Linked DNA regions of Homo sapiens: region 1 is linked to region 2. A link is a contact called in ENCODE Hi-C or POLR2A ChIA-PET data. All regions are on one chromosome and are shown on one strand. The core of a region is the stretch at or near the end of the contact, and the rest is flanking DNA. Distances in the headings are between cores, read along the strand shown. Region 1 holds the start of CSNK1G3 (casein kinase 1 gamma 3). Region 2 holds the start of PRDM6 (PR/SET domain 6).

What was found. A loop is a pair of places that touch in the nucleus more often than their neighbours do. ChIA-PET counts read pairs that join two places held with the same protein, here RNA polymerase II (POLR2A). Pooled maps may share reads with other maps.
Region 1: a loop to region 2 is called in a map of ascending aorta, with 10 times the contacts of the local background. The contact joins the promoter of CSNK1G3 here to the promoter of PRDM6 in region 2. A Hi-C loop is called at or near these places in 1 of 168 maps with a recorded cell type or tissue (ascending aorta) and 4 of 50 pooled maps. POLR2A ChIA-PET finds 5 or more read pairs at or near these places in 1 of 52 experiments (A549).

Annotation. Positions count from the first base shown.
Region 1 is chr5:123,509,757-123,516,190 of GRCh38, reverse strand. CSNK1G3 (casein kinase 1 gamma 3) reads right to left here and starts at 4,014. Exons shown (of 14, transcript NM_001364140.2): 1 at 3,621-4,014. RefSeq lists enhancers at 2,693-2,842, 3,873-4,082, 4,243-4,302 and silencers at 3,363-3,432, 3,603-3,692.
Region 2 is chr5:123,086,300-123,092,874 of GRCh38, reverse strand. It overlaps PRDM6 (PR/SET domain 6), which reads right to left and starts at 3,634. Exons shown (of 8, transcript NM_001136239.4): 1 at 3,356-3,634; 2 at 2,269-2,875. The coding sequence starts at 2,860. It overlaps PRDM6-AS1 (PRDM6 antisense RNA 1), which reads left to right and starts at 2,559. Exons shown (of 2, transcript NR_146771.1): 1 at 2,559-2,803; 2 at 4,936-6,575. RefSeq lists enhancers at 3,895-4,439, 4,440-4,984.

The DNA.
Region 1 (6,434 bases), core at 2,765-5,264, 420 kb before region 2:
AATTAAAGACAGATACCTCAAAACTACCGCTTCTGAAGAAATTACATCATAAAGAACCAACACTCAGACACATACTATCAATTAATACCACGAATTGCCAACCGCTTGAGAAAAGACCAAAAAAAGGATGAAGATGGAAGATAAGAAAAAACAGATCATTGGTGGCTTAAGACTTTGAAGTCAGAAAAAAAAACTGACTCAAATATGCACTCTGCTACTTCCAAGATATATCTTCAACACATTATTTAAACTCTAGAAGACTGTTTCCTGCTCTCAAAAATGAGGTTACACCACCTAACTCAGAGTTGTCGTAATAGTATCATTTATGGCCTCTATACAAAGTAGGCACTTAATAAATTATAGGAGGTATTGTTGTTACTGGGAGGTTGAAGGGAACACAAATTCAGTTATAAGTCCTTTTTGAATACTAAGAGGGGAATAATTAGGGAAGCTAAGAGGGGAATAATTAGGAGAAGAAAAAAAAACTTCAAACAATTTTCCCTGTAACATGATTTTACTTGCATTTATAAACTGATTTTTTTTTCTAAGCACTCCTTTGATAATGATTAAGTGTGGGGTTACATTATTTTAGGGTCGTCTAATATTTAAGATGACTTAAAAACCTCACACACGTTAATCCCGAACTGTGAAAATTTCTCATCTTATCATCCCTCTGTTACTATCAATTTTCCTCACGTACAGATTCTTTTATAATTACTTCATTAAAACCACTTTCTGTGAAAATATACATTCTTTACATTTCATCTCATCCACAGCAAATCTCACTATTAACAATAATATAACTATTCAATGACCTATATTTTGTTATTCAATACTTCAGCATTCCTTCTATTTAATTTGACACATCCTTTTGGGAAGCCCTTTGGAACAAAACAACCGCTTGTTCCATTCTGAAAAACATCTGAAACAATAAACTATACCAGAATAAGTCTACTCCCAGCATGGAGAGGATTACAGGATGGATCAGAGGAGACACAGAGAAGTAACTGGAGAGCTTCTCATTTCTTCCTGAGTCACATTTTTACAGTCTGGATTGATTTCATGTATAACCAATTACTAGATTACCAGACACACCCATATTTAAATGCAAATAAAGAAATTTAACGAAACTATATATAGATTGTTTTGGATTATATACTTTTCTGCTTTCCTTCAGTAGTGCCAATGATAGAAAATTGACTATTTTATTATAACTTGTTTCCTTAAACTTACTATCGTTATTTGCCTACCTACTGTCAGCCTACGATCTGTACATTTGGACCTTCATGCCTCAAACTGACTCATCTTTAAATACAAGCTGAACTTCCATGGCCTGATCTCCACCTACTTTCATAGCTTCTCCCACAAAGACCTCCTGGCAAAACAGCCTTATGTCCAGTTCAACAAGCCCTATAACACAATCACATGCCTTTCCTCAGGCTGTTCCCTTCACCGAGAAAACTACCCCCACCATCACCCCCTCAGTCCCCATTTTGCCTATTAAACTATGTTAAGGCCCAGATGGAGTGTTACCAGCTCTACATCCATTCAAAATTTCCCAGTCAAAAATTAGTATCTCACACACACACACCCCATGCTTCCAATACACCTCCAACAAAACCCACAGGAATCTGTGAATTACCTCTGTGTATGTCTGCTTCTCCCTTGAAGGCAGTACTGAGTCTCATTCATCTTCATATTCTACCCACTGTTCCATCCTTGCCACAGAGTAAAGGTGGTCCTGGTTGAATTAAACTATTCCTTGATTCCACTAATTCCAGTCCTTTATTTTCAAGGAAGTAATAAATGCCTTTCATGTACTGAAGATTTTGTTAATATATTGTAAATGCTTGCTAAATCTAATGATGAAAATGTCAATAATTACATAACACACTAATGTTTAAGCTGATGAATGGCAGAAGGGGGTGGATGACTATAATAAATCATCAGTAAAGACAATCGTTTCTCAAGATCCCCAAAAAAATGTCATTCATAACAACATTAAAATTAACCTTTCTGTCTCCCATTTCAATAATTACTTCTATTTAATGCATATTCAGAAATGCCAGTTCACATAAAGCAGAAGTGTCTGTACATTCTGCTAAGAATGTATGTCAAAGCCACACAATGTATTTGATAACATCTTTCTTCCAATGTCCATAAAGGTAATTTTTATCTTTTATCTTTTGTGCAACTATAAAGGTTAACTATACAAAAGAATAAGACAATTTATCCTAAGATACAACTGGAGCAAAGTTTGTAAATAATTACAAAATACACTAAGTACAGCTCAAAAAAAAAGAAAGCTATTAATGTCACACACCAGATCTGATTTTTTTGGTGAAAAATATTTTCTTAAACTAGTTTCACATCTAATTCCACATTATTCTCACAATTTCTGTAATGTTTTTCTTCTAAATTTACCGGGAAAGCCAATATTCTTCAAAGAAACATCTTTAAAAAGAAACATCTTTAAAAAGTATATACTTTTCATTTTATATCCCATCTTAGATATAGTTTGCCATCTCTCATATCTGTGGCCAAATGTCATTTGAATCGGACTAAGTAATTGCAAAAAGTAAAATAATGACTTATTTTCTTAATTCATTAAAAATAAGTACATTTTTAATTCTCTAATTTAAAGTAAATATTTTAATAGAAGATTTAAAAGGAGCCACTGACCAGCCTGGGTGCTTACTACAAAAGAGTTGAAAGTAATTCACACAGTGTATCAACAGTAGCTGTCTCCCACACACACAGGCACACTCACTCTCTCCCCCATCTGAACTTTTCCTCCCTAAAACATGAGGTGGGAGAAGGGGAATGACCATGACACAGGCCTCACTACCCCCACCCCACGAGTAGACACACATCTCCCTCCTCATCCTGCTGAAAAGAAATGTGGAGGCTGTGGACCAAGAGACCCGATGCTTCTCAGTGTCACTTCCCCTGCATGTGGGATAAACAAACAAACCGGCACCATGAGAGTAACCATCAGAGTGATTTTGCTAACCTTTGACTAATGTCTTGGTTAAGTTTTGAGCTGAGTCAAAGCTCTAAGAAACAGGTAAATCCCTGTGTCCCCCCACCCAACCCCTTAAACACTCCAACGGGAAGTTTATCCCTGAGCTGAACGCTGGCCCCCGTCGCCTCCTCCCAGCCTATCCATGCCTCCTTCCTGCCTGAAGCCCCTACTCCAAAGGTAATTGTCTGGACACAGTCAAGGAGCACCGTGGGCGACACTCCCCACCTCCCAATCTCTCCTAAGGAAGCCCCCGCCGGCCCAGTTGGCCCACCTCCCTCGCCGCCCCAGTCGCGCCGCACCACTCCGGCAACTTTTGCACCCAGCCCGACCCGCCACCCGCGGCCCCCGCTGCCCCCTAGCCCTCCGCGCCCTCAGCCTCCGACCGCGGCCCCCTCCTGCCCACGCCTCCGGGCCACCCGCCATGGTCCTCGCCCACCCCTCCCCCGACACCCGCGCCTGCGGCGCCGCCCCCGCCGCACCCCACCCCACCCGCCCGGGACCCCAGCCCCACCCGGGAGGGAGGGCGCCGCGGCCGCGCCGAGGCAGCCGCCGGGCCGGGGCTGGCAGCGGAGCACCTACGCGCAGGGGGCTTTACCTCAAAGGCGCGGCCGCGAGCAGAGGGGTCGGTCCCGGGCGCGGGCGGCGCCCCCAGTCCGTCAGCGCCGGCGGGGGCAGCGGCGGCGGCACATCACACCCGCCGGCGGCCGGAGGAGGAAAGCGAGCCACGCAGGGAGCGAGCGAGCGAGCGAGCGAGGTAGGGGGGAAGGAGCGAGAGAGAGAGGTAACGCAGCGCTGCTCGGATTCGGTCCCTGCACTGCCGCTGGTGCCTCCTACCGCCGCCGCTGGCCGGAGAGTCGCCGCCCGAGCCTCTGCTGTCGCCACCGATGCAGCCCGGAATGAATGCACAGCAGCGCCTCGCTTATCCGGAGGTCAAACATCCTTCTGCCTCGGGCATCCGGATCGACGCCGGACCCGGAAGTGAACACATGGAAAAAAAATTAAAAAGGAAAGCGTCTGTTTAGCGGCGGCGGCCCCCAAGCTGCCCGCATCAGCGAAAACAGCCGAGTAGAGCCGAAGATTGCACCAACCTTCTTGGATTGGTCGGATCGCCGACCGGAAAGGAGACGGCGCGGTCATTGGCTGGCAAGGTGTATAAAGCCTAAGCCGCGCCCTATCCCCGTCTTTCTAGAGCCGTGCGTGAGGGAAAGTGGGGAGAGGCTGTGGATACGAGTGTTTCTCTGGATGAAGCAGTGGGCGGAGAAGCATAGCAAAGTCTACGCAGAGAACTGGAAGAGAACACCACCATGCTTTAGGAGAGCTACTAAGAACTGAGTGAGCAAAGAGCCTTAAGGGTACCATTGTGCCAAGTCAGGGTGCTGAGGCTTTCCCTGTTGTGCTCAGCCCGCCAGGTTCCAAAAAAATCTTAGGGCCCGGCCTAGGAGTATGACATCACTGGGTTGACATTTTTCCCCGCTTGTTTGTAACCCCAGTGCCATATCAGGGCTCCAACTGCTTAGAAATGTGAATTATGGCTCACATTTGCGTCTCATTTGCTGTTTGTAAGCTGAGGTAATCCTCTGAACTATATAGTGTGGCATTACCTGTTTTTCAAATTCACCTCCCAAAGTTCTGAGAAGCCAAACATCACCCAAGTTATCAAGTTGCAGCGCACAAACTGAAATCGGTGTTTCTGACTCACACTTAAGTCCACTCTGCCTACATAGAAAGACTGCATTCCTTTCATTTTCCCTCTTGCAGTTGCTTCCCTGGGATGGAGATAAGTCATTTTGGTAGACTTCTATGGAAATTGATCCACCATGAAGGCATGGAAACTATAATTTTTTAAAATTGTGATTCTTATGTCTCAAGTCCTTTCAAAAGTTAGGCATTAAGGTGTGCAGGAAGAAGAATCAGCCTGGTGCCATGTTTTTTAAATGTTCATTTTATCAAACCCGTTTATATTCTTAATATACTTACTGTATCAAGAAACTTGAGTCTTGTGTATCTCTATCTCTCCTGTCTACCTCTCAAAACGAAAAGACTAATGAAACAAATGCACTCCTTCATTTTCCTCCCTGCTTTGCTAGATTAACGGTATAGCTAATGTGTTACCTTTGGAAGGGTAGTTAGTATAGAAATCTGTTTTTGATTTTGGTTTGTAATACAACAGTGCCTTTTTTTTAAACCTCTCTTCTCACTTCTTCCCCAAACTGGAAGTTAAGAAGTGACTAGCATCACCAGCCTTAGAAGGGTAGTGATAAGAGCTTTGCTCCATGCTTACCACACCATCATTCTGTAGGAGACTCAAAAGCAGCTAAGATGTATGCATGCTCAGAATTGTGAATGACTTGCCTAGGGCAGATGACATATCCCAGAATTTCTGATCTCTCCCAGGACCCACTAATAGACAAGAAACAAAGTTAACAACATCTCACTCAATAGAAGAGAAGTGTCTGCAACACAGGAAACTCTAAATATTGTCCTCAACTCCCAACAAACCATTTTATTCTCTCTACCTCAAAAAACTCAGTTTTGATAAAGAACACCCACTCTTCTAAGTTTTCATAAATGGTTGAGAAAGTCAAGTGTATAAATATATGATCAAAACACATTTTTAAATTAAAAATGGGCTGGTCTAAGTACGGTGGTACTTACAACGAATTGCTCACAACCAGTTACAGATTTCTTTGTTCCTTCTCCACTCCCACTGTTTCACTTGACTAGTATTTATTAAATTATATTAGAAACGTATGGGAATAAATGTTTACATTTTTAACACTGCAGGGAAGACTTTTGGTTAAAATTTGGCCTATAAGCTCCTATAGATTAAAATTGGCAAAGCCTGGTGTAGTGGTGAATGCCTGTAGTCCCAGGAACTTGGGAGGCTTGAGGCAGGAGGATCTCCCAGTAGTCTAAGGCTAGCCTGGGCCACATAGTAGGATCTTTTCTCAAAACAAAAAAAAAAAAAAAAAAAGCAAGTAACCTAGGTAGGAGGCAATTAAATTTTCAGGTCATTCTATTAACTTATAAGAAAAATTGGTTTGGGAGGCCGAGGCAGGTGGTTCACCTGAAGTCAGGAGTTCAAGACCAGCCTGGCCAATGTGGCAAAACCGCATCTCTACTAAAAATACAAAAATTAGCCAGGTGTGGTGGTGTGCACCTGTAATCCCAGCTACTCTCGAGGCTGAGGCAGGAGAATCGCTTGAATCTGGGAGGCGGAGGTTGCAGTAAGTGGAGATAGCGCCACTCCACTCTAGCCTGGGCGACAGAGTGAGACTAAGTCTAAAAAAAAAAAAAAAAAGTATGTATATATATGAAAAATTGGCAATGTGAAAACAGCTTATATTAATGAAGGAAAAGCCAATACACAGGCATTGCAAGCAAAACTCTTTATCTTATAGCATGATGC
Region 2 (6,575 bases), core at 2,385-4,884:
ATCCCATGGCTTCAAATGAGTGCCTAAGCTTGCTTGTCCAGAGAAGTTCCTGGAAGAATGGGAGATCTCGTCTCCCAGCATTACACAGCGCTATCTCAGCTTTCTATTTTCTTTCTCAATTGCCCTTTAATTAGTGAGCAACGTGGGGTGTAACTCTAATAGGACAATCTAATTTTCTTTCCCTTCTGTCTTTTCCCCTGCACTTCAAACACTGAAACAATCCAGTTGGCTCAAAAGGAGATACCAGAAGATTAACACAATATAAATTATTTAAATAAAATTGTAATTTATTTTCTCCAACCAGAGAAAAAAGTTACCCAGGCAATAAACTGGTTCAATACCCATATATTAATTAGGAATCTATCCTAATTCTTTCTCGAATTAGTCTGTTTTCTCTGGTGAAAACGTATTAATTTTCCAGACTGCATTGTAAACAGTACAGGAGCTCAGCACACAGCCAGGGATTTGGGGTGTACTGCTGGTGACTTCTCTAGCATATATTTAATTCAGAAGTGAAATTGCAAGATTGATGAAGCATTCTCAGCCTGCAATGGCTATATTTCACTTAGCAGTAAGACATACCTTTTCCAAGGCAGTTTAAAAATCTTTTTATTTCATAATTTAAAATACTTGCTTCAAAAACACACATTCAAGAAATTCAGTAGGAGATAAGTATTTTTTGAAATCTGTTGGGAGAGTATAATGTTGTAAAACTTTCTGAAACTCTGAAATACAAGTCTTCTCAACTGCACAGCAAAATTAGAGTTGAAACCACTATTTTAAGCCAGTGCTTTACTCTCAAACTTCATAAAGAAAAAAGTAAATACGATTGCTCTTTCTGTTGGTAATTATTATCTCCATCACAGCTATGTCCAACATAATGAAAATATTCATAGACCTCAACCACGAGGCAGTTGCCCAGTGTTTTTTTTTTCATCAAATCAACGACTTAGGGAATCCTTTAAAGAGCTATAACTGAACTTATTTTGCTTTTACAACGAATTAAGAAGTTCACAGAGCGGTAGACATTTTGCAAGAAGCAACTTATTCAAAATTGAATAAAAATAAATGTTTTAAATTAACTTTACTCATACAGAAGCCAGACGAAGGAATGAGATGAAGAAAATAGCTGAATGAATGCTGATCTTTCAAATCCTGTATTGCTTTCAATCTGACGCTCTTAACACACTTTAATGTTATCTCCAGAAGTCTCTGGGAGCACGTTTAACACTCCCAACACAGTATAGGTGTAAACACAGTATAACTTCTGAAATTATCAAAAAGAAGCAGGTATAAAGCAGTACATATTGCTTGATCTTCATTTAGAGTTTTGCTTCAAAACCGCCAAATGGAACTGTACTTGTGATAAGCGTTTCAAATTGTGAATATAGAAACCGAAGCTACAGGAATTCTGATGTTTAGTTAGGCATTTGCTATTAACTTGGAGGAAGAGGGGAGTAAGCGTCTTTTACTAAATTACAGTCACCCTAATTTCTAAAAATAAATACATAAACCAACATGGGTTATGAATGTTTGCGGGGTCAAAGGTGCGCGGATAAAGCGGGATCAGCGGAATCGGAGGAGAACAGAAATTTTCTTCTCAGTAAGTAGCAGTCATTTTTTTTTCTTTTCCTTCTTTTTAAATGAATAGTAGATCTAAGAATACTGCCTGCCTTCAAGGAGAAACGGACTCAGTTTCATCTAAAATTCCTACTCCAGTGAGGCCTGGCCAGCGAACAGCTCCCGCCGGTTCCCCCACAACCCCGCGGCCCGAAAATGACCCCTCCAGAGGTGGGGTGGAGAGTAGCAAAAACAAGCCCTGGTCTGCGTGCTCCCCAGAGACGCTGAGGGTCCCTCCCTCGTCCCGGCTAAGGCCAGGCAGGGCCTGACCCAGACACCCCCTGTCACACGCTGCCAGTACCCGCCTGGCCCCGGGCACTGTCCGGCGGGAGGGCAGAGGTCTGTTAGGCCGGGTCCACGGTAGACTCCGGCCCCAAACACTTGGGACTGTGAAGCAGGTGAGGAGAGGGAGGGAGAGGGAACCCCAAAGTGCCACCGGCCGTCCCATCCGTTCTCTTTCCTTCTCCAACGCCAGAAAACTTTTGTCACAGAGATCGGGGAGGCGCGGGCCAGCGGCCAGGACCAGGTGCTCCCCACCCACCCGGCCCCGTGTCACTCCTATCCGACCCGCCTCCCTGACAGGCACCCGCGCCCGCCGGCGCCGGCGCCGGCGCCCCGGGAGAGAGCGCGCGGGCTGCGGCTACGTACGGTTGTTGGGGTCGCTGGTGTGCTGGTTGAGCGGGATGATCTCCATGCGCTGCTGGCCATACAGGTAATAGTCCAGCTCCTCTGCGCTGCAGCGGAAGCGCGGGGCGCCGCGACCCTCCCCGCCGCCGCCGCCACCACCACCGCACTTGACGGGCCCGGGGCCGGAGGTGGCGCCGAGGCACAGTTCCTTGGGGGGCAGCGGCTCGGCGGCGACGGCAGCGGCGGCTAGAGGCGCGAACACCGGCAGCTGCGACACCGGCAGGGCCGAGAGACCAGCCAGCGCGGCGGCAGCGGCCGCAGCAGCGCAGGAGGAGGCGGAGGAGGCGGAGGTGGAAGAGGAAGCCGGCGTGGACGAGGCGGAGGAGAGAGAGGCGGGCCGCGGGCGCAGGCTGTCCGGCGGAGGCTCAGCGCGCTCCGGGGGCGGGGGCGGCGGCGGCGGCTGAAGAGGCTGCGGCGCGCTCAGGAGACCCGCGGCGCCGCTGCCCTTGAGCGGGCCTGCGCCTCCGTGAGGGAAGAGTTGCTGCCAGTGCTGCAGGTAGGCTGGGTCCACTTTGAGGAAGGCCGAACCGCCGGGGTCTCCGGGCTTCAGCATGTCCGGCGCCTCGAACTGGGGGCAGAGGGCAGGGAAGAGGGGGCGCGTGAGCTGGGCGAAAGGGGCCGGGAAGAGGGCCACTGGGACCCTGGAGAAAGTGCCCGAGCCGGTGGTTCAGCCGGCGGCCGCCCGGTTCCGCGGCTCCCTCTTCCCAACTCCGCTTGGGCGCAAAGTTTACTCCGAAGCTGCGGCGCCGCACAGAGGGAGCTGTGTGCACCCTGCTCTGCCTCCCCGATCGCAGCGTCCAGCTCCCATCCAGCAATGCTGGGGCCCGACAGGAGGGCGCTGCCCCGTAGAACTCGGCTGCAGGACGCAGCCCCCGCCCTCAGCCAGCGCCCGGAGCCGACCCGAGCCGGCGTGGCGCAGCGCCCGAGCCGCGTTGGCCTCAGGCGCCAGGAGGCAGAACAGTCTCGCCGCCCGCCCCCAACCTAGGACCACCAACCTTCCTATCTACCAAGCCCTAGACTCTTAAGTCCCAGACCAGCCTCACCTTACCTGAAAACTCGGTGCTGCCGGTGGGTGCGTGCGGGTGTCTCGGTGAGCGTGCGGGTGCGCGAGAGTGTGCGCCCTGCGTGCGCTACATGCCCCTGAGCAGCGCGGGAGGAGAGTCCTAGAGATTGTGCCGCCCGGAAACCTCCCGACCTGCAAGCGAGAAAATTGGGAGGCCCGCGGAGGGCGCGAGAGTGCGGACGGACCTGGGCGCCCGACTCAACCGCCGTGGGCTGCTGCGCTTGGCCGCTGCCGCGTCCTGGCTCCTTGGTTCCACGCTCTGGCAGCTTCCCGGCTGGACACGTGGGTTTTACGACAGCACAAAATAGAGTGAGTGTGTGTGTGTGTGTGTGTGTGTGTGTGTGTGTGTGTGTGTGTGTGTGTGTGTGTGTGTGTGTGAGAGAGAGAGAGAGAGAGAGAGAGAGAGAGAGAGAGAGAGAGAGAGAGAACGGAGGGGGGAGGGGAGGCAGGCCAGAAGAAGGGGAGGGGAGAGGGAAGAAGGAAGTTCTAATTCGGCCCGACCCACATCGCCAGAGCGCCTTTCCCGCACAAACTCCTCCGCCCTCCCATCCCCTGTTTTTTTGGCGTGACGTCTGCCGCTAGCCTGTTGTCTCTTTCTGCCCATGATATGTCTTTTCTGGGTCCCAGCTCAGTGCCCTGATCTTGAAAGCAGTGGAAATGCGGCAACGGGAATGCATCTCCGCACACGCTGTGGTGTCCGCGCTGGAGCAAGCCCGCGCCGCCAGGACCGGGTTTGCGCTTTTGCCCGGCTCAGTTTTTCCTGAAGTGCTTCTGGGTGCCAGAGTCCACTCGCCCGCCACGCAACCTCTAACATAAATCCTCCGGGGAGAAAAGTTGGGGGCGGAGCGGGACGGGTTGCGCGCTGCAGTGAAACCCTCTGTCTGCAGCCCAGGAGGGAGGCTTGTCGGTGCAGGGAGGCGTAGGACCGAGGGTCCTGAGACCGAGAGCAGCTGGTCCTGGAGGGACTCAAGCTTGGCCGTGGGGCTGGGAGGCGGCTGCAATGGAGTCTGCACTCCACCCAGCGCTCTGCTGACCCCTTCTCGGGTTGTCTTCTGGAGGGCTCTTTCCCTCTCCTTCTTGGGGCCCGGAGACAAGTATCCAGTGTTACGTCTGGTGGCACAACTGCTCCGGGACACGGGCGAGGCTGTTTGCGGTCAGCTGCCTGCGGCTGCCGCAGGAGGTCACGCATAGGTTTCTCTACCCAAAACCTGGTGTTAGAGGGGCAGGGTGGGAGTGCAGCCCCACCTCCACCATGTCCTCTCCCCAGACTTTGTGCCAGGGCAGCCCTTCGATGCAGTCTCGCACCCACGAAGGAGGCACTTGCCCCCCAGCTCTTCCTGGCATTTTCGGTAGTAGATGGTAGAGGGCACAGGCAGGGTGTGTGAAATTGACCGACTCAGGAGGTACTTTCCCATCGCCGGGGTTCTGGCCATACCGTAAAGAGAAGAAACGGCATTTATCTTTTTCCAAACAACCTAACTTATTTAGCACTTGCCAATCTGAGCAATTAATAGCCATTCTTTCCTGATTTCTGCTTGTTTCTTTTTCTCTTCCCACCACTCAAGTTTTCTGAACCTGGGAAACGTGCTGTTCAGACTTCATCCGGGTCTCATTCAGGATGCTTCGATGTTGGTTGGAAGAGAGTTAGACCGAAAATGTTTTGACTGGCGTCGTTATGACAAGGTCATCCGTCATTGTTGGATAGATTGATAGCACCCAAGTTTAAGGCAGACACCACGAGGGAAAGCCCACGGCGCTGTGGTCCCGGAGGCTAACCAGGCAGTGTCCGCAGACCTCCAGCAACTCCATCGGGAGGAGAGGATGAAGTTCCAGGCCCGTTTCAATTAATCTGCTCGCAGAACTGCCGAAGAGTGGCTTGTCGGGCCACGGGAGAAGAAACAAATGCTCTTTCTCACACTCTCCTGGTTCATTGCTGAGAAACCAGGACACTCCTCTGTTCCCTGGGAGAGACAGTGAACTCCAGGGATGGAAGTCCGGACTCCGGCGGCGGTCCCGTCATTTGCCTTCTTGTTTCTGCCCAAACCCAGCTAGTTCCAAGCGCTTGGTCCCCAAGACTGGAAGTCCCCAAGAACCTACCTCTACCTGTCCCAACCCTGCCTCCCCCCTACCCTTTCACCCCCTGCCACCATTAGAAAGTCTCTGGATTTTGAAATGCTAGTTGCAGCAGCTGCTTCCGTGGCCTCATGCCGCCCACACTCTGGGAAGCGGAGGAGGGAGGGTTCCTCTCGTAATAAGATTAGCTGACCTGTTAATGAGAGTTTTGGACGTGCCGGGCGGGGGTAGGCGCTTTATGTCCATTTAATCCACCTACATGCGGAGAAGGCATTATCATTAACCCCCATATTGTAGATGGGGACCGCTGAGGTTCGGAAAGTTTAGATGGGTTGCCTAAGGTCACGCCATTAATGAGTAATGGAGACGGATTCAAATACCGTTCGGTAAGGTGCCAAGTGCATCTTCTGCCTACCCTAGTCCAACCTGTAGCCACTCGGTCCAGACTGACGCCAGAGGGGCTATCATGGGAGAGATTTGGTTCCCCTCGCTGCGGGGTCCAGGGAAGAAGCTGAGAAGGTAGCAAAGTCCCCCTCGCCCACTACGTCTACAGGTGGCGTACCTGGGTAATCCGATTCAAGCTTCCGCCACACCCACCCCGGGCACAAGTCGATCCCGAGGCTTACGGGACCCTAAGGCCCAGAGGCTACAGGAACCTCCCGTGAAGGGGGCAGGAGAAAGTTTGAGGGAGAGCCCTGAAGGTCCGGGAGCGAACGAAAAAGTCTGGAAGGGAATAGACCAGGAGTCAGGACCTCCCCTGCACCTCCCCAGCAGGCCCACTGCGCCGAGCGGGGCCCCTGCCTCCACCGCGGCTTCCGGGATGCCCGCAGAGCTCGGCATCCTCACCCGGTGCGCACAAGGGCGCGCAGCGGCGTAAGCTGGACCCCCGACGCTGCGCGCGCTCTGAGGGGCGCTTCCCCCTCACACAGTTGACCCTGGGCCCGCTTGGTCACGGCCACCCTGGCGCATCTCAATAGTTTTTAGAAAGTGAGCCCACCGACGGCAAGGACATGCACCCCCTCAAATCCGCTTCCCCCACCCCCTTCAATACTGAGAAGACCACGGAAACAAATCACTTCGACCACTTAGAAAGCGATCAAACCTTTATAAAAATCCATCGCTCCCAAATCGA